Linked DNA regions of Homo sapiens: all the other regions are linked to region 1. The links are chromatin loops, found by intact Hi-C in ENCODE. Cell type or tissue: Caco-2. All regions are shown on one strand. Each heading gives the region's core, and the rest is flanking DNA. Links, peaks and the distances in the headings are about the cores only.

Region 1 (8,306 bases), core at 3,588-6,087:
ATATTTTTTCTATTTCTATGAAGAATGTCATTAGTATTTTGATAGAGATTGCATTAGATCTGCAAATTGCTTTAAATAAAATTATAATTTTAACAATATGAATTCTTCAATTTCAAAATATGAAGTGTCTTTTTATGTTTTTATATCATTTTAAATTTCTTTCATTAGTGTTGTATAGTATTCCTGGTACACATATTTTACTTCTTTGGTTAAATGGATGCCTAGACATTTTATATTTCTTGTAGCTGTTGGAAATTGGATTGCTTTCTTGATATTTTTTTCAGATTTTTTGCTCTTGGCTCATATAAATGCTACTGATTTTGCATACTTTTGTATTCTTTAATTTTATTGATTTTATTTATCTACTTTAATAGTTATTTTGGTAGGCCGTGCATGGTGGCTCACGCTTGTAATCCTAGCACTTTGGGAGGCTGAGATGGGTGATCACTTGAGGCCAGAAGTTTGAGAACAGTCTGGCCATAATGGTGAAACTCCGTCTCTACTAAAAATACAAAAATTAACTGGGCATGGTGGCACATGCCTGTAGTCCCAGCTACACCTGGAAAGCTGAGGCATGAGAATCACTTGAACCCAGGATGTGTATGTTGCAGTGAGCCAAGATTGTGCCACTGGACTCCAGCCTGGGTGACAGAGACCCTTTCTCCAAAAAAAAAAAAAAAAAAGAAAAGAAAAAAAGAAAAAAAAGTTATTTTGTTGCAGTCTACAGGTTTTTCCAAGTGTTAGGATCCTGGCATCTGCAAACAAGACTAATTTGGCTTCTTTCTTTCCAATTTGAATGTCTTTCTTTATCTTGCCTTATTGCTCTAACCTGAATTTTCAGTTATAATGTTGAATGAAAGTGAGAGAAGTGGGCATATTTGACTTGTTCAAGATCTTAGAAAAATCTCTTTCAATTTTTTTCTGTTTTGTATGATGTTGGGTGTGGGTTTGCCATATCTGATTCTTGTTATTTTGAGGTTTTTTTTTTTTTTTAAGACTTAGTTCATTGAGGGTTTTAATCATAATAGAATGCTGAATTTCATTGAATAATTTTTGAGCATGTATTGAAATAATCATAGGGTTTTTTTCTTTAGTTCTATTAACATAATATATCCCATTTACTAATTTGCATGTGTTGAATCATCCTGAAGTCACTAGGATGAATCCTACTGGATCTTGGCAAATTATCTTTTTAATTTGTTGAATTTGGTTTGCTAGTATTTTGTTGAGGAATTATGCATATGTTCATCTCTTATGTCTTTCTCTGGTTATTGTATCAAGATAATGGTAGCCTTTTGGAATGAGTTTAGACCTTTTCCTTCTTCAAATTTTTGATGAGCTAGAGTAGAATTGTGACTATTTCTTCTTCAAAAGTTTTGGAGAATGTAAGAGTATAGCTGTCAATTCTTGGATCTTTAAACATTTTTGATGGGAGAATCTTTATTATGGCATCAACCCCATTACTCATTATTGGTTTGTTGAGGTTTTCATGGTTCAATCTTGGTAGGCTATAGGAGTCCAGGAATTTATCCATTCCTTCTAGGATTTTCAATTTGTTGGCATATAATTGTTTGTAATTGTCTCTAAAGTTTCTTTGTATTTCTGCGCTCCCAAATGTCATAGCTTCTTTTTTATTGGTGATTTTTATATGTTAGGTAGGGTCTTCCCTCTTTTTTCTAAGTCTAGCTAAAGGTTCATAGATTTTATCCTTAGAAAGCAACTTTTCATATCATTGATCTGTATTTTTTGTCAAAATTTTATTTCTGCTCTAATATTTATTATCTTTTTTTCTATTAATTTTGAGTTTGTTCTTACTTTTCTACTTCCTTGAGGTGCATCATTTGGTTGTTTATTTGAAGTCCTTCCACTTTTGTATATAAGCATTTATTGCCATAATCTTCCCTCTTCGTACTGCTTTTTCCATATCCCATAGATTTTGGTATGTGGTAGGCTTTTTTTTTTTCATTTCTTTCAAAAGATTTTCTTAAATTTCCTTCTTCATTTTTTTTTTTTTTACTGGCTCATTCATAAAGAGCATGTTGTTTAATTTTCATGTGTTTATGTATTTCTGAGTTTCCTCATTATTGATTTCTAGTTTTCTTCCACTATGATCAGAAAATACACTTGATTTAATTTCTACTTTTTTGAATTTGTCGAGACTTGTTTTGTGGCCTAAGATATGGTCTATTTTAGAGAATGTTCCATGTGCTGATGAAAACAATGTGTGTAATGCAGCAGCGAGGTGAAATGTTCTGAAACTATCTATGTCTATTTGGTTTAGTGTGTAGTTTAACTGATGTTTCTTTGTTAACTTTCTGTCTGGATAATTTGTCCATTCCTGAGATTGAGTTGTTGATGTCCCCTGCCATTATTGTATTGCAGACTATCTTTCCCTTTAAATCTATTAACGTTTGCTTTATATGCTTAAGTGTATAGATATTTACAATTGTTATATCCTCTCACTGAATTGGCTTCTTTATTATGTGGTGACCTTCTTTGTCTCTTTTTACAGTCTCGGATTTGTATCCTATTTTGTCTAAAATAAGTGTAGCTACTCCTGCTCTTTTTAAGTTTCTAGTTGCATAGAATATCTTTTAACACTCCATCACTTTCGGTCTATGTGCCTTTATAGATGAGGTGGATATTGGGTCTGATTTATCCATTCAGCCACTTTGTGCCTTTTAATTGAAAAATTGATTCAATTTACATTCAGTGACAGTATTGATAAGTAAGGACTTACTACTGCCATTTTGTTGCTTTATTTCTCTTTCTTTCATTCTTTTATTTTTAAAAGATGACAACTTGTCTTAGCTCACAAATAAAAAAAAGAAACAAACCAAGAAAACAACAACAAAAAAACAACTCTACACTTTAATTCCATTTTTCACATTTAGACTTAAGTTGTCTCAATTTTCATATTTTTATATTGCCTGTCTCTTAACAGGTTGCTGAGGTTATTATTGTTTTTGATAAATTTGTCCTTTGGGCTTTATAATAAAGTTATGAGTGGATCACACACCAAAATTACAGTATTAGAGTAGTCTGGGTTTATCCGTATACTTAGAATTGCCAGTGGGTTTTATACTTTCAAATGTTTTGTTTTTGCACATTAGTATCTTTTTCTTTCAGGATGAAAAACTCCTTTTAGCATTTCTTATAATACATGACAGGTGGTGGTGAATTATCTCAGCTTTTATCTGGGAAATACTTTATCTCTTCTTCATATTTGAAGACTAGCTGGCTGGGCGCTGTGGCTCACATCTGTAATCCCAGCATTTTGGGAGGCCAAGATGGGTAGATCACGAGGTCAGGAATTCAAGACCAGCCTGGCCAAGATGGTGAAACCCCATCTCTACTAAAAATATAAAAATTAGCTGGGCGTGATGGTGGAGGCCTGTAATCCCAGCTACTCGGGAGGCTGAGGCAGGGAATTGCTTGAATCCGGGAGGCAGAGGTTGCAGTGAGCTGAGATCGCGCCACTGCACTCCAGCCTGCTCACCAGAGCGAGACTCCATCTCAGAAAAAAAAAAAGAAAAGAAAAGAAAGAAAAAAAAGAAGAATAGCTTTCCTGGGTACAATATTGTTGGATGACAGTGGTTTTGTTTGTTTGTTTGTTGCAGTTTGAAAATGTCATCATACACCCTTCTGGCCTGAATGGTTTTTGTTAAGTCTGTTAGATGAATCGAAGCTCTTTTATATGTTATTTTCTTATTTTATATTGATGCTTATAGGATCCTCTCTTTGTGCTTGACATTTGAGAATTTGATTATTATATGCCTTGGAGTACTCTTATTTGACTTTAATTATTTTGGTGTTCTCTGACCTTCCCGTACCTAGATATTTATCTCTTTCTTAAGTTTTGGAAAATTTTATGCTATTATTTCTTCTGATAAGCTTTGTACCTTGCTCTTGCTTAGCTCCCCTTTGAACACCAATAATTCTTAGAGCTGGTTTTTTGAGATATTTTTCTATATTTTACTTTATCTTCATTTATTTTTATTTTTCTCCTGACTGTATTTTCAAATAGCCTGTCTTTGATCTCCCTGATTATTTTCTATGTTTGATCTATTCTGCTGTTGAAGGCCTCTAATAAATTTTTCAGTTAAGTGAATGTATATCTCAGTTCCACAGTTTATGCTTGATATTGTCTTATTATTTCATTTGCAAAGTTTCTATGATTAATTCCTGATTGATTTTTTATGTTATCTTGGAAAACACTATTTCTTTAAATTGCTATTTTAAATTCTTAGAGAGTTAACAAATCACCATCTCATTAGGGTCAGTCACTAGTTTCTTGCTTTGTACATATGAGAATGTCATAATTCCCTTTGCTGTTGTTTGTGTGGCAGTATGTCTATTTCTTTGCATTGAAATATTAATTATTTATTCCAGTTTTCTCTGCTTGGCTTGTTTTTGTTGTTGTTGTTAGATATGTTTGCTTAGAGATTTTTTATAATTTGCCTATTGATTTTTCTTCTTTTCTTTTCCTTTCTTTACTTTTCTTTTTTTTTTTTTTTCTGCTAGGTTGATGCCTTCATTAGGGCACTAGATGGAGCCTTAAGCCCAGGTTTGCTGCAGTTCTAGTAAACAGAATGTCTTTCATCCAGAATGAGGGATGTAACAGGAGAAATATCCCAGTAGTGTGGGAAAGCTAATTAGGGGTTTGTACCCATGGGAACTATGGGATAAAACTTCTAAAATGTGGTGATACTGAACAGTTGCTCTGAATTGATGTCTCCTTTGGGTGAGTTACAAAGCAGAGTTTTCAGGGCTAGGAATGGTTGTCCTTCCTTCTCCATTTGTCTCTCACTGTCTTCAGGAATATTTCTCCCTTCAGGCACTCCCAATGCTTCCCGTGGGTTGAGGCAGGAATGTGTTTTTTTGTCAGTGAAGCTGAGATCGTCAGGATGGTGGTGCCCCCTCTTGATCCCACTTTTTCCAGTGTAGAGACCATTAGTCCTAAGGAAGATTTTTATGTGTTTGGTGGTGGGAAGATTGGAGGAACGGTCATCACAGATGTGGAAGTCTGAATCTCTTACATATGCTCTAAGGTTTCTTGACTTTCCTGCCGTCCTGGGAACTGTCACATCTTCCTGTGTGAGGTCTGGGCTATTGCTGGAGAGAATCTTGGCACTATATGTTTGTTTTTAGTTTTCTATGGGGGTGGTGAGGCCAGCTTTCTGCTATGCTGCCATTTTGAAACTGAAAGTCAGTGTTGAAAATTTTTTTATGTACTTGGTCATTTGTATTTATTCTTTGAAAAATGTCTATTTGCCAAAATTTTGTAATAGATTTTTTTTTCTGTTCAGTTGTTTGAGTTCCTTATATATTCTGGACATTAACGCCTTGTGAATGAATAGTTTGCAAATATTTTCTCCTATTCTTCAGGTTGTCTCTTTCCACTGCTGATTGTTTCCTTTGCTGTTCAGGAGCTTTTTTGTTTGACATAATCTCATTTCTCTATTTTTCTTAATGCCTTCACTTTTGAAGTATTACTCATAAAATCTGTACCTAGAACAATGTTCTAAGGCATTTCCCCTATGTTTTATTCTTTTATAATTTGTGTCTTACATCTAAGTTTTTAATGCATTTTGAGTTGTTTATTATATATGGTAAAAGATGGAAATTTAGATTTATTCTTCTACATGTCGATATCCAGTTTGTCTAAAACTATTTACTGAAAAGAGTGGCATTTTCCTAATGTATGTTCTTGACTCCTTTTTTGAAAATCAGTTAGCTATAAATATGTGAATTTATAATTGGTTTCTCAATTCTGTTTCATTGACATATGTGTGTTTTATTACAATTCCATGCTTTTTACATTTTTGTTTCTTTTTTTATTGAAGTGAAAAATACATATATAATTTATTATTTTGCTGTTTTGAAATGCGAAGTTTAGTGGTAATATATGCTTATGTACTTATTATAAATATAAAATCTTCTTTGTTTCTTTCATTTCCGCCTTTGATAACCATTAATCTACTCTTCATTTTCATGAGATTCACTATTTTAGCTCCATCATATGAGTGAGAAAATGTGATATTTGTCTTTCTGTGCCTGACTTATTTCACTTAATATAGTGATCTCCAGTTCCATCTGTGTTCCTTAAAATGACAGGATTTCATTCTTTTTATGGCTGAATAATATTTTGTTATGCATATATGCCATATTGTCTTTATCCACTTATTCATTGGTGAGCATTTATGTTGATTCCATATTTTGAACTATTCTAAATAATGCAGCAATAACATGGAAATGCAGACATCTCTTTGATGTACTGATTTCCTTTCTTTTGAATATATACCCAGTAGTAGAATTGCTTAATATATGGTAGCACTTTTTTTTTTTCAGTGTCTTGCTCTGTTACCTGGGTTGGAGTACACTGGGGTGATCTTGACTCACTGCGACCTCTACCTTCTGGGCTCCAGTGATCCTCCCACCTCAGCCTCCCTAGTAGCTGGGACTATAGGTGCATGCCACCATGCTGGGCTAATTTTTTTAATTTTTTTGTGGAGATGGAGTTTCACCATATTGCCCAGGCTGATCTTGACATTGGGCTCAAACAATTCACCTATCTTGGCCTCTCAAAGTGTTGGGATTACAGGTGTCAACCACCATGCCTAGTGGTAGATCTATTTTTTCTTCTTTGAGAAACCTCCATAATGTTCTCCATAGTCACAGTATTAATTTATATTCTCAGCAACAATGTACAAGAGTTTTCCTTTCTCAATACTCTTGTGAGTTATTGCCTGTGTTTTTGATAAAAGCTATTTTAACTGGAGTGAGATGATGTCTCACTGTGATTTTGATTTGCATTTCTCTGATGATTTGTTATTTTTAGCATTTCTCATACACATGTTTGTCATTTATGTACTTCTGAGAAAAGTCTATTCAGATCTTTTGCTTTTTTTTTTTTTTGAGATGAAGTTTTGCTCTTGTCACCCGGGTTCAAGAGATTCTCATGCCTTAGCCTCCTGAGTAGCCGGGATTACAGGCCCCTGCCACCATGCCCAGTTAATTTTTGTATTTTCAGTAGAGATGGGGTTTCACCATGTTGGCCAGACTGGTCTTGAACTCCTGACCTCAGGTTATCCACCCGCCTCAGCCTCCCAAAGTACTGGGATTACAGGCATGAGCCACCAGACACGGCCTTTTGCTTATCTTTTAATTGAATTATTATTATTATTTTGCTCTTGAACTGTTTAAGCCACTTATATATTCTGGTTATTAATCCTTTGTCAGATCAATGGTTTGCAACTGTTTTCTTCAATTCTGTGGATTGTCTTCATTTTTTTGATTGTTTCATTTGTTGCGTGAAAGCTTTTTAGCTTGAGGTAATCTTATTTGTCTATTTTTGCTTTGGTACCCTGTGCCTTTCAGGTCTTACACACAAAAAAATTTGCCCAGACCAATTTCCTACAGTGTTTCCCCAATGTTTTCTTCTAGTAGTTTCCTAGTTTCAGGTAGTAGATTATAGTTTCTAATTTATTTTTATTTTATTTTTGTGTGTGGTGAAAGATGGCAGTCTAATTTTTTTTTTGGCATAGTTAATCGATTTTTCCAACACATTTATTGAAACAACTGTCCTTTTCCCATTGTGTGTGCTTGGCACCTGTGTCGAAGATGAGATTTTTTGCAGCTGGGGTAGTATATATCTGTGTTCTCTATTCTCTTCTTTTGCTCTGTGGGTCTGTTTTTATGCCAATATCATGGTGTCTTGGTTGCTATAGCTTTGATATATATATATATATATATGTATATCAATGATACTTCAAGTTCTGGGATACATGTGCAGAACAGGCAGGCTTGTTACATAAGTATAAATGTACCATGGTGGTTTGCTGGACCCATCAAACTGTCATCTACATTTGGTATTTCTCCTAATGCTATCCCTCCTCATGCCCCCCACCCCCCAACAGGCCCCAGTGTGAGATGTTCCCCTCCCTGTGCCCATATGTTTTTATTGTTCAACTCCCACTTATGAGTGAGAATATGTGGTATTTGATTTTCTGTTCCTGTGTTAGTTTGTTGAGAATGATGGTTTCCAGCTTCATCCATGTCCCTGCAAAGGACATGAACTCATCCTTTTTTATGGCTGCATAGTATCCCACAGTGTATATGTGCCACATTTTCTTTATCCAGTCTAACATTGATGGGCATTTGGGTTGGTTCCAAGTCTTTGCTATTGTGAATAGTGCTGCAATAAACATACGTGTGCATGTGTCTTTATAGTAGAATGATTTATAATCATTTGGGTATATACCCAGTAATGGGATTGGTGGGTCAAATGGCATTTCCAGTTCTGG
Region 2 (8,306 bases), core at 2,644-5,143, 190 kb after region 1:
TTAATCCATTTTGTGCTACTATAAAAGAACACTGCAGACTGAGTATAATGAACTTAAATTTATTTGACTCACAGTTCTGGCTGCTGAGAAGTCCAGGATCAAGAGGCTGCATCTTGTGAGGGCCTTTGCTGCATCATAACATGGAAGAAGGCTTCATATGGCAAGAAGGCATGCACAACATAATGCAAAAGAGAGGGCAAGATGGGGCCAGACTCAATTTTAGAGCAAACTCACTCTTGTGATAATGACATTGATCCATTTATGAGGGCTCTGCCCTCGTGACCTAATCACCTTTTAAAGGTCCCATCTCTCAGCACTGTTGTGTTGGGGATTAAATTTCCAGCACCTGAAATTGTGGAGACACATTCAAACAATGGCATTGCAACCCTAGCCCCTAAAATTCAAGTCCTCCTTACATGCAAAATGCATCCATTCCAGTCCAATAGCCTCAGAAGTCTTAACTCATTTCAGCATCAACTCTAAAGTCCAGGGTCTTATCCAAATCAGATATCAGTGAGACTCAAGACATAATTCATCCTGAAGCAAATGTCCCTCCAGTTGTGAGCCTATGAAATCAAAAGAAGTTACTTTTTTGTTACTTTTTTGTTATGAAATCAAAAGAAGTTACTTTTTTGTGGCCAGGCACAGTAGCTCATGCCTGTAACCCAAACACTTTGGGAGGCCAGGGCGGGAGGATCATCTGAGGTCAGGAGTTCGAGACCAGCCTGACCAACATGGAGAAACCCCCTCTCTAGTAAAAATAAAAAATCAGTCAGGCATAGTGGCGCATGCCTGTAATCCCAGTTACTCGGGAGGCTGAGGCAGGAGAATCACTTGAACCCGAGAGGCAGAGGTTGCGGTGAGCTGTGATCATGCCATTGCACTCCATCCTGGAGAACAAGAGCAAAACTCTGTCACAAAAAAAAAAAAAAGAAGGTACTTGCTTCCAAAATATAATGTTGCAACAGGCATAGGATAGATATTCTCATTCCAAAAGGGATAAATTGGCAAGAAGACAGGGATAACAGGCCCCAAGAAAGCCCAAAACCCAACAGAGCAGACAACATTAAAACTTAAGACTCCAGAATAATCTCTCATTCCATGTGCCACCTCGTAGACACATTGGGAGAGGTGTTGGGTACTCTAGTCCTCAGGCTGCATTGCCAATATAGCCTTGCTGGGAGCAGCCCATGCAGCAACTCTCACAAGTTGGAGTCTTTTTCCTGCAGCTCTCTCAGGCTGGTGTTGCATACTGGTAACTCTATAGTTCTAAGGCTATGGGGGTGGCTCCACTTTCATGGCTCCACTAGACATTGCCCCAGTGGAGACTCTTTCCGGTGGCTTTGGTTCCATGGCTTTGCTCTTAGAGGAGTTTTTCGCAGTAGCTCTAGCCATGCAGAGTAGTGGCATGAGATACACCTGGACCCACTTGAGCCATGGCTACAGCTCCTGAGGGGCACTGGGCTGAACTTTGGGGAGCACTCTGTAGCAGCTTCTCTTTCCTCCTAAGTACAAAGGTATACTAAATTTTCCACCCTCCATTGCAGTTAGATGTGGCCTAGTGACTGAGTTCTGGCCTGAAGAACACAGACGGAAGTAATATAAGCCACTTCCAAACATAGTCCACAAATCTATAATTTCTCCATTCCCTTATCTGACAGCTGGATTTTGACGCTTTTGGTGATCTTGAGAGTTAAGGATTGAAGCTGGCAGGGCCTGGATCTCCGAATGTCTGCATGAAGCAGAGTGCTTACCTCTATTTCCCACATCCCTTTTGCTTTCTACTCTTAATCCATTTGATTTTGGGCAAATAACCTCTTTAAGATTTAGTTTTCTCATTTGCAAGATGGAGAATATGGAAGTATATATTCAGTGGACTTTTTTGTGCAATGTAATTGAAAAAGCAGATGTAAAACACAGAGCCTGTCACATAGTAGGCATTTAAATGAATGAATGATGCAAGTATTAAGCAGAGGGCTATGCTTACAGTAGTAATCAATGTTAATATTCTACTTTTCTATAAAATACATGGTGGGATTTCTCCCCCAATTAAAGATAAAATAAAGGATTTAAGAAAAGACTGGAAAGTGCAAAATAACTGCTCTGTAGAGTATGCTGAGGAATCAATAAATGATGAAGAATATAATCAATCAGCATGAAACAATTACTCTGGCCAGTTTAAACAATTACACTGTGGAGTTGACTGGTGATACAGAGCTGAAAGTTGAAACACAGTCAAGGTTGAAAATTTCTAAAGGGTTGAAGAAATTTGAAATTAAAATCAAAGTTACCTTTTAGGCAAGCATCTTTCTTATTTCCCCACCTATGAAAAAGTATGCCTATTAGGTGAAAAGCTAATGTTAGACACTGAGAATACTTTCTAACTGCTCTTCCTAGTTCTTTAATTCAGCAACTTTGATTTTCAAAAGGTTTTACTTTTTTTTTTTTTTTTTTTTTTTGAGATGGAGTCTCACTCTGTCACCCAGGCTGGAGTGCAGTGGCGTGATCTCCGCTCACTGCAAGCTCCGCCTCCCAGGTTCACGCCATTCTCCTGCCTCAGCCTCCCGAGAAGCTGGGACTACAGGCTCCCGACATGACTCTCGGCTAATTTTTTAGTATTTTTAGTAGAGACGGGGTTTCACCGTCTTAACCAGGATGGTCTCAATCTCCTGACCTCGTGATCTGCCCGCCTGGGCCTCCCAAAGTGCTGGGATTACAGGGGTGAGCCACCGCGCCCGGCCCAAAAGGTTTCACTTTTTGAAAATCAAAATGGAAACTTCATATAGTCCAAAATCAAAAGAGAAACATGCTTGAGTTTATTGTAGGAATTATTGTAAAAGGAGAATCTCTTCCTTGTGTGATATTGTGTGTGTGAGTAGAACTAGATATATGTGCTTTTTCATTGCATGGATACTATACACCATTTTGTTTTCAAACTTAAATTTCCCAATTATTTGTCTCAAACCACTATTATGATTAGAAGTAAGTTTTTATGTTAGCATATTTATGGCAAACACTTGGGAGGAAACATGTAATAAACAGTATTCTAAATAATAGATAAGCAAACTTTTTACGGGGAATTTTAATCATCCTCTTATGAAACAAGAATGTAGTTAAAATATTAAACAATTTCTTAGTCTGCTTTCCTCGTTGAAAAAATTGTGAGAGTATGTTGCAAAATGGCTCCATCTGCTGACAGTTTGCAGTGCCCTGAATTCATCTTGAATTAAACATTTTATATTTGCCCTTTTCAAACGGCTTAAATGGAAGAGAAATTGAATTGGGTTCTGACATATTTGACAAGCGTGTAATTTTAAATAAGTTGTGGATGATTTTTTTTGTAACTAGAGTCCATGCCTTCTGAGTTATATTCTGTATCTACATTTTAGAGGAGAAAATGCTCACTATTAGAGTTGAACTTTAAAATATAGCCAATGTTTGATATCTGATACATAGATAAAATGCAGTTGAAAGAAAACATTTGAAATGTTGGCATTATGGAACATTTGAAGACAGGGAAAAAATTATTTAGAAAGGCAATGAATTCCCTGCAATGTGGGTCTTGAACGTGACAATTACAGTGTTGGTGGGTTCCTGGGACCAGTGATTTTAGTTGTCAATTAGCCTCAAAGCACTAAATACTAAACCAGTAAGCTCCTAATCCAAATGAGTTGGTGGCAGGGGTTAGGGTGTCTGAAATAACCATAAATAACAAAGAAAAAGGTGAGACCTGGTGGAAGAAGCTAAAACAGCTTAAGGGCAATGAGCTTTAAAGAAAAGGATTTCTTCAACCCCAAATTTCAACAGAACCTGGTTCAAATTTCAAATAAGGGTAGGAAAGTGCTGCTAATTCATCAGTTCCTTTTTCTTCTAAGTGATGCTGATCACTATTAGAAGATACAGAGATAATCTCAGCCACATCAGTACTGTGCAAATGATTTTACACAATGATTTTATACCTCTCCTGAGGTGCTTGTCAGTGTTTCGTGGAAAAATAGGCAACCTCTCATCTGTGATGTTTGATTCATAGCCCTTAGTTTTTGTTTGTTCATTTCTGATAAAACTTCAGGACTCAACTTTCTCCCATTGCACCTCAGGACTATTATTGTCAACATGCAAAATAATGGCTCAGGATGGTGAGGAGATGATATGTGACTGCGATTGGCATTGGAGTGGGCTGAGAAGAAAGCATTTCGTCCTTGTATTGTAGAATAACATAGGAAGAGGGGGCCCATAAAAATGCTCTGGAAAGATTTTGCCACTTTAGAAAGTTGACATCTTGGTATCTCCTCATAGCCTTCTCAATTTCCTCTTAATATCTGAGTACTCTTGGTATAATTTGTTTCTATCTGTCTGTCCGTCTCTGGCCAACCCCCGCCAAAGCCCCTGCCAATCCTGCCCCCTGCCCCTGCCAGGGTGTGTACGCGTCCATGGCTTTCCAGGGGGATGTGTGCATTTTTCCTTGCTAAGAACTGGGTTGTAAACTGCAGTTTTCTTGATTATGAAAGGACAATTCTTACAATGCCCCCTCCAAAAAAAATTTTCTAAATGGAAGACAAGAAGAGGAAGAAGAAAGATATAAGACTACTGAACAATGAAGAGATGAGGGATGACAGTTTTCTGCATTTTGGTACAGCCCCATAGTAGAGTAGGCTAAAGGCAAAGGGAAGAACTAGGCTGGAGAATTCAATCCCTACCCCACACCCTGCCATGTTTCCCTTTGTCACCCACAGACCACTAGCTCCCAGCAGCTTCCTTGCTCTGGTCAAGTCTCCTGTCTCCTTGTTTATGGGAAAAATTCAGATAAAAGAATGAGAGAAGGAATCCATGTATTTTAATTTTTTTGAGAAAGATATTTAGAACACTTCCCTCTTTTAACTGATCCTTTGTTCTTATCTTAAAGGTGTGGTACAAATCTGACTTTAGTGTGAAAGATGATTTTCATTTCCTCTTTTTCTTAACAATAGAGTGAGCTATAAAGTTTTAACCCTGGAGAGACCTAAACCTTTATATTATCAATGTTATATAAGATATGAATATTCAGGATTTATATTATTAACAATGAGAATTTGTCTTGCTGTGAACCTTCTGGGTTTTTAAGTTGTTTAATTTTATTTTTCTTTATGACAGGATAATAATGTTTTTTGAGACTATGGACATACAGGACATATGCAAATTTCCTTTCTGTAAAATTTGGGTGTATATTTAATAGCCAACCCCATTCCCCCAACCAAATGCATAAATCTTAGGATATAGACTTGATGAATTAAAGTATTAGATTGATCTCTTTATGGAGAAGACACTATCGTTTTCTGAGGTTTTATATTACTGCTATAACTATGATGATAAGTATGTTTTGAGACTTTTAGGATGTGGGGTTTATTTTTTACAGTCATAGACATACTAAATACTGCTTGACCATTTTCATGAAAAATCAGAGTTTCATTAGGTAAAATCATAAACGCCAATTGCTTGAAAATTTGTAAAGAAAAAATATACATAAATCAGAATGAAATAAGAACATGACTTACTAAAATGTTAGTAGATCTGTTGAAATAAATAGCATTTTAGTGGCCACAATGAAAATAAAAATCAATAAGAAATTTACATTTTTCTAAATAGCATATCATGGCTGGGTGTGGTGGCTTATGCCTGTAATTCTAACACTTTAGGAGGCTGAGGTAGACAGATCAATTAAGCCCAAGAATTCAAGACTAACCTGGGCAGCATAGAGGAACCTCATCTCTATAAAATTTCAAAATAAATAAATAAAATAAAGAGACATATCTTGAGTTAATATTGAATTAACATTGAAAAAGCAGGCAGTTACCTCATTACAAATATTACAAATTAAAAATGATTTAATAATACTTCTAACAATGCCCATTTCTTTATAGACATTTCAGTGCTGAAAGCAAATTTCCAGTTCTAGTAAAGTATGCATGCATATAAGTAGGTAAATATTTTTAAGGAGAAATATGGCATGCCGTTTACATTGATTTTTTTTCTATCAGTTTTTCAAGGATTTATTGTTATTTAAAATGTTTCACGGACTCACATTAGATATTCTTTTTCTAAAAATACTTTTGAAAGTTGCTTTATATTTTCACTAAAGGTTATTACATTGTTTAAAAATGTATGCTTAATTACACAGAAAGAGAGCAAGTCTCCTCCACAACCCATTTCTTATCTTTATGTATGTATATAAATATTTTCCATGGATAAACAAGTATACACACAAAAACAAATACACGCACACTATACATACATACATACATATAAATCTATCTCCTTGGCCACCTTATGGGAGAATATCCGTATGATGAATCTCTAGTGGAATTATTATAGCTCAGTGTATGTGTATTAGTAATGATTATTGCCATGAAATGGCCCTCCCCAAAATATATATACTCCCACTAACAGTGTTTGAGAGTATTTGTTTTCTCACATCTTACCAATACTGGGCATTGTAATATCAAACACCTTAATCTTTATCAATCTCAGAGATGACCATAGCACCATGACCACTACATATCACTAATTCCCTTTATTCCAAAAGCAAAAAAATAAGCTGTGAGAACATGTCTTAAATAAATATTTTCTAATATTAATAATGTTTCCTTAATTTGATAGGCTTCAACACTAAGTAGCTGTAACAAAACAGAGGTCCAGCTGCTTACCACTTGGGGAGTCCAATGACAAGAGTGAGGTATGGTGGAAAGGAAGTGACTTTATTAGCCAAAACTAGTAATGGGGAAGTGGCCAGATTCCCATCCAAAGTAGCCACTTCAAATTTCTGGTGAGAAGGCAGGATTTTAAAAAGCGAGGACTTGATATGAGAGGCATGCAGGAGTTGTGCTGGGTACAAGGTTTGTATTTTTTGTTTCAGTGGCTATCTTGGGTTTCAGTCCACCTTGAGTGCAGGCTGGCATCACCTCTACAGTGGTTGGGATGTTGATTAGCTGCCTTGAGGTTGTATCTGGAATTTTGCATCTGGGTCTCCAGGCTTGGTCTGTCTGTCTCAAGATTAGCCCCCAAAAGTTTCAAGTAAACACATAATTAGATACTAACATACAGTTAGGTAAATGTGAAGGGCGTATACAGTGGGAAAGTGAAGGATGTGGATTCTATTTTAATGTTAAGGAGAAAAGGCTTCTGCAGTTTGCTTCAAGGTTACGTCTTGAGACTAGGGAGAAAAGAGAAAAAGGAAAAAAAAAGTTTAAAAATGCATTTTGAAGTCAAGTTGCTCAGTTACATAGCCATTTGCCCAAAGCTAGTTATGACAGATGGATAGGGAATAGAATCTTATTGTTTCTTTTGTATCTTGTGTGCAAAATAACAATAATAGTAATAGTAATAGTAATTATAATAATAAAATATTTAAATAAAACAATAATTAAAATCCCAGCATAATTATTCTAAGTGTTAATATTCATTTCAGAATTGTATCACTCAGTAGATACTTGTTTTATTGTAAAATAATATAGAAGCTAATTGAAGTTGGGCACCATAAAAACAGGAAAGCACTAGCTGTTTCTCAAAGAAATATGTGGTAATTAAATGTTTTAATAACACATGACTTAATGACATAGTCTCAATCTGTGCTTATAAACGTGTTTTTCTGTCAGACTCTCCCATTTACTGAAAGAAAAACAGTTTATGATGCATTTTAATAAGAATCATGCTTACAAAAAAACACTGTAGTTTTATTTTTGGTATCAAAATATTTTTCAAATTTAAGGTTAATTATAACAAGCTAGCATGCGGAAAATATTTTTCCTTACAGGAACCTCAGTGAATTAGTCAAAAGTGTTCAAAAGATCAGTCATATTTTCTGAAGATGTTATTTTTAGATAAATAGCTTTCTTTTTTTTTTTTTTTTTTTTGAGACGGAGTCTTGCTCTGTCGCCCAGGCTGGAGTGCTGTGGCGCAATCTCGGCTCACTGCAAGCTCCGCCTCCGGGGTTCACGACACACTCGGCCTCAGCCTCCTGAGTAGCTGGGACTACAGGCGCCCGCCACCGTGCCCGGCTAATTTTTTTGTATTTTTAGTAGAGACGGGGTTTCACCATGTTAGCCAGGATGGTCTCGATCTCCTGACTTCGTGATCCACCTGCCTCAGCCTCCCAAAGTGCTGGGATTACAGGCGTGAGCCACCATGCCCGGTGATAAATAACTTTCAATAAAGTTTATAAAACCCAGCTGTCCTCAGAAAGTTAAAGCTTACTATTTCTTCATGCATATCTAGTACCAAAATAGGGAGAAGACATTTTAGATAAAGATAGTTGCAATTAGAATTTGATCAGG
Region 3 (8,306 bases), core at 2,644-5,143, 52 kb after region 1:
ACAGAAGTACATAATCTTCTAATAAAACCATTTAAAAGTCTTTGCCCTATTGTATTTTTATTCATTTTACTTATGTTTTCTCCTTGTTTTACTATGAATGATACAGTGGGCAAGTTTGTCCTTTTCTGGATCTCAAGAGATAATCTTTCAATATGTCTTCAACATATTACCTACTATTTTGTTTGTAGTAGTGCTTTACTGGGTTAAGAAAGCTTTCTTCCATTTCTTGTTCCCATAAAGTCATATATCATAAATGAGTGTTTCCTTTTATCTAATATTTTTGCATCTATTGAGATATGTATTTGGTTTTTCTGTTGTGGTTGTTGATGATGTAGTAAGGCATCCTTTTTTTAAATGTTAGACAACTTTATTATTTCTGAAAAAAATTATATTCATCATGATGCATGACCCAATTTATATATAACAAGTTTATATAGGTATTAGAGGAGCTAAATTTTATTTAGAATTTTGGCAACTATTTGAATAAAAAAGCTGATTTTCATACTTTGCTATATTCTAGTTGAGTTTTGTTATCAAACTTATTTTGACTTTATAAAAAGAGCTGATAAGCTTACCCTGAATTTTTTGGAAGAATTTATTTAAGATTGACATTTTTTTTAATATTTGGAAGTTGGAAGAATTCTCTGGTGAGTTCACTCTAGTCTATTTTGTTTATTGAAATTTTTTTGTAGTAGATTCAATTTCTTTCATGGGCATATGACCCTTCGCATTAATTTTTTTCTTGTATTAGCTACTGGAAGTTTTCTCTTGCCAGGTGTAGACTTTGTGAAATTAAATAATTCAAACTTAATGCTGTTAGAACTTTAAATTATCTGAGCTTTGAAGGAATGTGACTTAGTGGCCTGAGTCACCTAGCATGTAGTTGCAATTTCTGCTTCTCCGATTATGCATTAATTCCTCTCTTTATTCTTGTACTGTAGATGATTACAAAAAGCCAGAGCTAGATAGATCCACTTCAAGTCTATTACCCCTCTTTATGGAATGTTAAAGCAATCTTCCTTAGAATGCAGCAAACTGTAATCAATCAAATTTCTGTAATATATGTATTGGACTCCTGTGGATACTGTTGCAACCTTGTTAAATTCTTATATGTCTGCCTATATACGTAAAACCTTAACTTCTTCACTGACCCCATTTATTTGGATTCTGTGTTACCTGGGTTTTTATCCTCAAGCTTTGTGCTCAAATAAACTCTATCATATATATATACATAGCACAAGTGCAGATTTCTTACATGTATATGCTGCATAGTAGTGAAGCTTCTGGTGTACACATCATCGGAATAGTGAACATTGTATGCTACAGATAATTTTTCAACCCTCACCCACCTCTCATGCTCCCATCTTTTGTAGACTCCAGTGTCTATTTTTCTATTCCATATGTCCATGTATACAAATTGTTTGGCTCCCACTTATAAGTGAGAGCATACTGTGTTTAATTTTCTTTTTCTGGGTTTTTTCACTTAGGATAATGGTCTCCAATTCCATCCATGTTGCTGCAAAAGACACGATTTCATTTTTTTAATGGCTAAGTAGTATTCCATGGTATACATGTATAACGCATTTTCTTTTTCCGATCTTCCACTGATGGGCACTTAGGTTGGTTTTATATCTTCGCTATTGTGAATAGTGCTGCAATAAACCTAAGAGTGTGGGTGTCTTTTGATATAATGATTTATTTCGCTTTGGGTATAACCCCAGAACTGGGATTACTGAATCAAATGGCAGTTCTATTTTTATTTTGAGAAAACTCCATACTGTTTTCCATTAAGGTTATACTAATTTACCTTCCCACCAGCAGTGTATAAGCATTCCCTTTTATCTAAACTCTTGCCAACATTTGTTGTTTTCGGACATTTTAATTATTGCCATCTGAGTGATGGTATAAGATTGTATCTTATTATGGTTTTAATGTGCATTTCCTCAAGTTTTGTGCTCGAATAAACTCTGTACGTAATCATATTTTCTGAATCTAATTACGTTTGACAATTTCAACTAAATTTTTAAGTTTATTCACATAAATGTGTGAACAAATGAGTTTATAGTATCCTTTTAATATTTTTTTCTGTGTCTGTTGGATGCGTAGTGAGGTATATACATTTCTTTCTTCTCCATCAGTGTTGCTCAAAGTTTACCAATTTTATCCTCCTTAAAAAAAGCAGAGGCTCTGTTACTTATTTTATGTTTTAGGTTTTTTAAAAATTGTAGTTTTTGGACTTCAGGTGCAGATACATTTTTCTTTTCATTAATGCCTTTTCAGGCAGTCTCTTATTCAATTACTATTCCTTCCATAATTCAGTTGATTTAATCAAATATGCAAAGGACTTTAAAGGGAAACCTATCTTTTTTTCCTGCTGATAATTAACTTCTTAAATTACGTTTTAGTAGGTGTTATATGAATGTTGGTTTTATCGTGGTTATTAAAACTTATTATACCAAATGGTATAAAGTTTATAGTATAAGTTAAAGAAATATTAAATGTGTAACCTATTTTACAAGTATTATTGTTTTGTAATAATTAATTAATACCTTTATAGCACTGTTATTAGCTTACTTAAGAGTTTTCTTATGACTGAAATCACCACAGAGAAAAATCATAAATTTCTGATATTGAAATGTCAAAAATCTCTGTCAAATAGGATTTTTTCAGACCTCATGATTAAGAATCAAGGTTTGTAAATGAGACGTATGTCTGAAGTTAATATGCTATTTGCTTACAAAAGAAAATAAGTAGCAAATACTAACATTTAAACTTCAAAAGATAGAATATTAGGTTGTTTATGTGATAGCACTATATATTGGGATTCTATAACTCAATATCTTCTAGAAGCTGTTTTGTTCTATACTTAAGTAAAAGTAAATTTTAAAGCAATTTCAGTTTAATGAATGTAAGTGACAATACATAGAAAAATAATTTAACAATTTTTTTATTTAGAAATTAAGAATTTTTGAGATAATCTCATGCAATACAGTCACCTCAGAACATTAAGAAGCTAAAGGAGGCACTGTTCTTCAAGTTGCCCACTTGGATGTCTTCCAAGTGCACTTTCCTTTCTTTCCTGCTCTAAAGCTTTTTAATAAACTTCCACACCTGCTCTGAAAAAAAAAAAAAAAGCTAAGGGAGACAACTAGTCCAATTTCATTCATATAGTATACTTCTCATCAGCAAGTAGTCATTTATTCAACCACTATTTATTGGTTTTTTAATATGTGCCTGGCACTATGCTCAGCATTTTTATATATGGCATTTTATTTAATTTATTCCTCACATAAAATAGATTATAATGATTTGTGATGAAGAAAATGAGGCCAGAGGAGTTAACCAAATAGGATCACACCTTTGTTAAATCTCATAATTATTTCTACCAGCAAATATATTTTACTTTGCATTTTATCATACTCTGTGTGAATGTGTATAGATGATGATAATTAAATAGTATAAAACATTAATTAAATATTATTATTTAAGTCAATTGCATTGGTCAATCAATAATAAAACAGTAAATCTAAGCTGAGTTTCTGATGTTTCAAGACCACTTTTCTTAAGGACTGTGGTTTACAAATTGTAGACTGCTAAATGTAATTTAATTGACCGTTTCCTTCAAAGTGACCAAGTATTTACAATTGCCTGCTTTTTACCCTGTGCTTTGTCACCAACCTTTGATTAGGCTTCTCTTTCATCTTTAGGACCCTGAACTCTGCTAACTTGCAAGCCGGAACAAGCACAAAAACAAACAAACACAGTGGAATGTAACCTCTTTCCCTGGTTTTCCTGAGCATAGCAGGACAGTTTTTGTCAGAACGCATTGGTTATTTTCCCTTGTTTGTCCAACTTCTCCTCTAATGGTCGTGCTTATCTCTGCTTGTCTCCTTTTTACCCTATTAAGGAAAATCACTTTTCTGCTTGATTTTGAAATGTTCACAGAGTTTTTGAGATCTGGAGCAGTCTCCCATTGGAATAGTCTTTCTTTTTAACTGAAGTGTCCTCCTATCTAAGTACCTGTTTGTCTTTATCTGACAGAAGTGTAAAGAAGCCCTTGAAATTGTAAAGGGATTTTAAATGGCTTTAGTTTTGCTGTATTTATACTGTCTAGGGAATACAAACTATATTTTTCTAGGATAAACCGGAAGGGCAGATAGGAAAGAAATACTGGTACCAAAGTTGAAAAACAAAATTACAGCAAATGTAGTTATAGATCTAATTGGCTTTTGTTTGTGATTCACGAATAAAGGCAGCCTTTATTCTAAAAAAATAGAATGAGAGCTCTCAATGGACAATAGCAGAACACTGGATTCTTTAAATTGGGAGCAAGGAAACAGAACAAAGAAAAAGAAATCTAATTTGTTAACATCAGGTTACTTTTTTGTAATGAATAAAGCAGAGGAAATTTTCTTATTATTGACTGAGGTAAACTGGAATCTCTTTTCTTCAAGAAAAAAAAAAGGTCACTTTTGATATCCATTTGTTAGAGTAGGTAGCTAGTAAGGCATGAGCAGGGCAGGAGAGGGCCTATCCACAACCAAGAATGTCAGCAGACAATAAGGCGATGGTCAGGTGGTTGTTAATTGTCTCTCTGAAATAATAATTTGTCACAGCCAGTTCCAGGGAAAGGCAGTCACCCTATAGAAAAAAAAAAAAACTGAAATTGGTGATCAGCAGCTTCTGGATAAGATCTCAGGAGGTGAGCGAGTGGACTCAGACATGCGCATTAAGAGACAAAATGGCAGAGTTTAATGGTATATGATGTTTCAGGGGCATTCCACCAGCAAAGGGAAGAATGCCTTGGGAGAGCATGTGTACAAGTCCAGTAAACACACTGCACATACTCACCTCCCAAGTGCTAGCAGGCCACTACACATGCAGGTAGCTCACTTCAAGGGAAGAATGAAGGGAAAAGGGATGCAAGATGCTGGAAGTAAGCCAGCATATAAAACCCTAAGTCCAAAGTGAAATGGAGCACTTGTCCTCCAAGATGCCCACTTGGCCCTCTTCCAATAATACTTTATTTTAATTCCTGTTCTAAACCTTTTTCATAAACGTTCACTCCTGCTCTAAAACTTGCCTCAGTCTCTTTTATCTGCTGTATGCCCCTCAGTCAAAATCTTTTTTCTGAGGAGGCAAGAATTGAGGTTGCTGCATACCCATACAGATTCACCACCCGTAACTTGGATACCCTTCCCTGATAATACATCTGCTTCCTTAAAGTTTCAGTTTGACTAGTTTGCACTTAGCATGGGTCACTCCATTTTGGTTTGGTCTGGAATGTTGGTGCCTAGTGCAAGAGCTCAGCTCAAAACAATGGCCTCTCATAAGTTTTGTTTTACCTCAAATAGATAATTTCGAAGCTATGTGCTCATTTATTGAAGGTTTATGAGGTAAGAAATAGAAGATTCTCTTTTCTGAAAACAGCAAATGCTAATTTTATTTGCAGTTTCAGAAACACTTTTTTTTTTTTCTTTTGAGATGGGGTTTCGCTCTTGTTGCCCAGGCTGGAGTACAATGGCGCGATCTCAGCTCACGGCAACCTCCGCCTCCCGTGTTCAAGCAATCCTCCTGCCTCAGCCTCCCGAGTAGCTGGGATTACAGGCATGCGCCACCACACCCAGCTAATTTTGTATTTTTAGTAGAGACGGGGTTTCTCCATGTTGGTCAGGCTGGTCTCAATCTCCTGACCTCGTGATCCGCCTGCCTTGGCCTCCCAAAGTACTGGGATTACAGGAGTGAGCCACTGCGCCCGGCCCAGAAACACATTTTTAAAATCATTATAAATAACAATTATATGTGGCTACATAAAAATATGTCTACTATCAACCAAGAAATAAAATTAATTTCAAAACTTCATGTTACATGGGAGATTAGAATTTAAATTTTTTAAAAAAGCGAATATCTCCTTAATTACCTTTAACTATTGTTGTCCTGTATGTCAGTAAAAAGTAACTTTCTGAAAATATTTGAACAGATTTATTCTGAGCCAAATATGAGTGAGCGATGGCCTGTGACACTGCCCTCAGGAGATCCTGAGAACATGTGCTCAAAGTGGTCAGAGTACAACTTGGTTTTATACCTTTTAGGGAGACTGTGAGACATCAATCCATACATGTAAAACGTACATTGGTTTGGTCCAGAAAGGCAGGATAACTGGAAGTGGGGGCTTCCAAATCAAAGGCAGATTCACAGATTCTTGTCTTCTTGGAAGAAATAATTAAGTCAAGAGACATGCAGTAATAGATAAGCAGCAGCAAACTTACTTATTTAAAGGGACGGTACACTCTGAAAGCCAAGTCAGAGCAGGCTGCTCGAGAATGAGTGTCAACTGACACTGGGGAACCCTCTTTATATGAATCTTAAATAATTATTCATAGAAGTGGCATGACGTGGTGTTGCTAGCATGCATGTTTTGCGTGGCCCCCTGGGTGTGCATGTGCTATAACCATACATGCTAAGTGCATATGTCATATGTCTTATTAGCATGTTAAATCTCAACCAGGGTGTGTTTTAATTATTATAATGAAGAAAAGGTTACCTTTAAGGTGAGGCAAGTGGAAGTGCACATGCTCGCTACTGAGGAAAGTCCTCAGTATTTCCTACTGAAATTATTTACTACTAGGGCCAGGTAAGTTATTTCCTACTAGGCCTACTGAATTTTCCTACTGAAATTATTTCCTACTAGGGCCTGAAGTTATTTCCTACTAGGGCCAGGTAAGTAAGTCCCAGTTTAAGGCCAGATAATCCTAACCACAATTACATATGTGACTTTTTTTTTTTTCTGATTTTTTTAGTGGGGCACTGTTTGCTGGTGTGACAAAGTTTCCAGGGCTTCAGGTCTCCAGGGTTCCCTTTCATGCTCATGTCTACCTATCTGCCTGCTCTAGCAGATGTATTCTTACACATTTATCACTGGGGTTCCAATGAAAAATTAATGCCATGAATAAAGCATTGGTTGGAGAAAAAAATGACATGTTTTTAAAATAAGATTAAATGTGTTTCATAAAGTGTTAATTTTCTTATACGTGATTCTATATTATATATAAATTAGTTTGGTCTTTTTCTGGGAGTGAAAGGAATTCATATATTTTCTCTGTCAACACATTTTTAAAAATATATGACATGCACTGTTTATGCCCAAGTTATTTCATTATAAAAGTTTGAAACATGTTTTTAAAAAAATATCTTCATACTTTTTTCTTAGCATTGGTATTCTGAAGTAAGGGAAATAAAGTTTTGGGAAGATTATTAGTTTTAATCCACAGGATCGGCATGTATTTCTTAGAATAAAATTGTAAGATAGTATGATCAAAAAGCAAATACTTACAAAGCCTTATTTTTTCTTCTATATCCCAGTGTTTATGAGATCATGACCCAAATTCTCTTTTACCACTCATTATAGACCTAGTTAGTCCCATGTTGCTGGCATTCCAAGCTACAATCACAATAGCAGAAGGCGTGGCAGCATCTCAACTCTGAGAATAAAGACACAGGACCAAAATATCTATGGTTTTACCATTTTTTATATCAAAATATATGACTAACGCCAGAGGTCATACAAATTAAATATATTATTTTATTGTATCAAAACAGTGCATGACTAGAAACAAATCTACCGATTAGGAAAAAATATGGACTGGTATATCAGCTATAATTAATACAGTAATAATGAAAACGTGAATAATTAAAATAATAATAAAAACAAAAAGCAGAAGAAAATTGTATCTACATAGAAATTGAGTTTGTTAATACCTTTTATTAACATTGTTACATCCAATGAGAACACGTGAACACGGAGAGGAAAATCACACACGGGGGCCTGTTGCGGTGTGGGGGGCTAGGGGAGGGATAGCATTAGGAGAAATACCTAACGTAAATGACGGGTTGATGGGTGCAGCAAACCACCATGGCACGTGTATACCTATGTAACAAACCTGCACGTTCTGCACATGTATCCCAGAACTTAAAGTATAATAATAAAATAAAATCGATGAATTAAAAAAATCATTACAGCAAGGTAGAAGATGGTGAATGATATCAGAAGACAAAGCAGCAATGAACAAATGTAGGAACTATTTCAAAAATCCAAAGCTCCACTGCTTGATATTGGCACAGAATCTTCACAACAGTATAGAGTCAAATTAAAATAAGGCTTTATAGCAGCACTGATGTATATCTTGAAAGTGTATGTGTCGATCTAGCAGTAGTGATATATATCCTGAAAATGTACATGCCAATCTATGTTTAAAAGTACCTGTTAAAAACTAAGCTTCAAGAAGCCCTTAATTATCAAAGTGTCA

The links. Peaks named below come from ENCODE experiments on the same cell type or tissue, not always from the same donor. Only the 100,000 strongest peaks of a DNase experiment are listed, where the experiment ranks them.
Region 2: it touches region 1 in a loop (16-fold over the local background); 15 of 110 quality-filtered maps call a loop at or near these places.
Region 3: it touches region 1 in a loop (7-fold over the local background); 2 of 110 quality-filtered maps call a loop at or near these places.

Annotation. Positions count from the first base shown.
Region 1 is chrX:88,609,786-88,618,091 of GRCh38, reverse strand. It overlaps LOC107985713 (a long non-coding RNA gene), which reads left to right and starts at 4,602. Exons shown (of 5, transcript XR_001755911.2): 1 at 4,602-4,744. In Caco-2, for the core only: a CTCF peak has its summit at 4,562 (motif pointing right); no DNase peak of the experiment used is centred there; H3K4me3 peaks cover 234 bases.
Region 2 is chrX:88,420,830-88,429,135 of GRCh38, reverse strand. No RefSeq gene overlaps it. Among named protein-coding and RNA genes, the nearest start is that of CPXCR1, 320 kb to the left of the region's middle. In Caco-2, for the core only: no CTCF peak of the experiment used is centred there; no DNase peak of the experiment used is centred there.
Region 3 is chrX:88,556,365-88,564,670 of GRCh38, reverse strand. All of the region lies in intron 3 of LOC107985713 (a long non-coding RNA gene), which reads left to right. Among named protein-coding and RNA genes, the nearest start is that of CPXCR1, 190 kb to the left of the region's middle. In Caco-2, for the core only: no CTCF peak of the experiment used is centred there; a DNase peak (open chromatin) is centred at 3,750.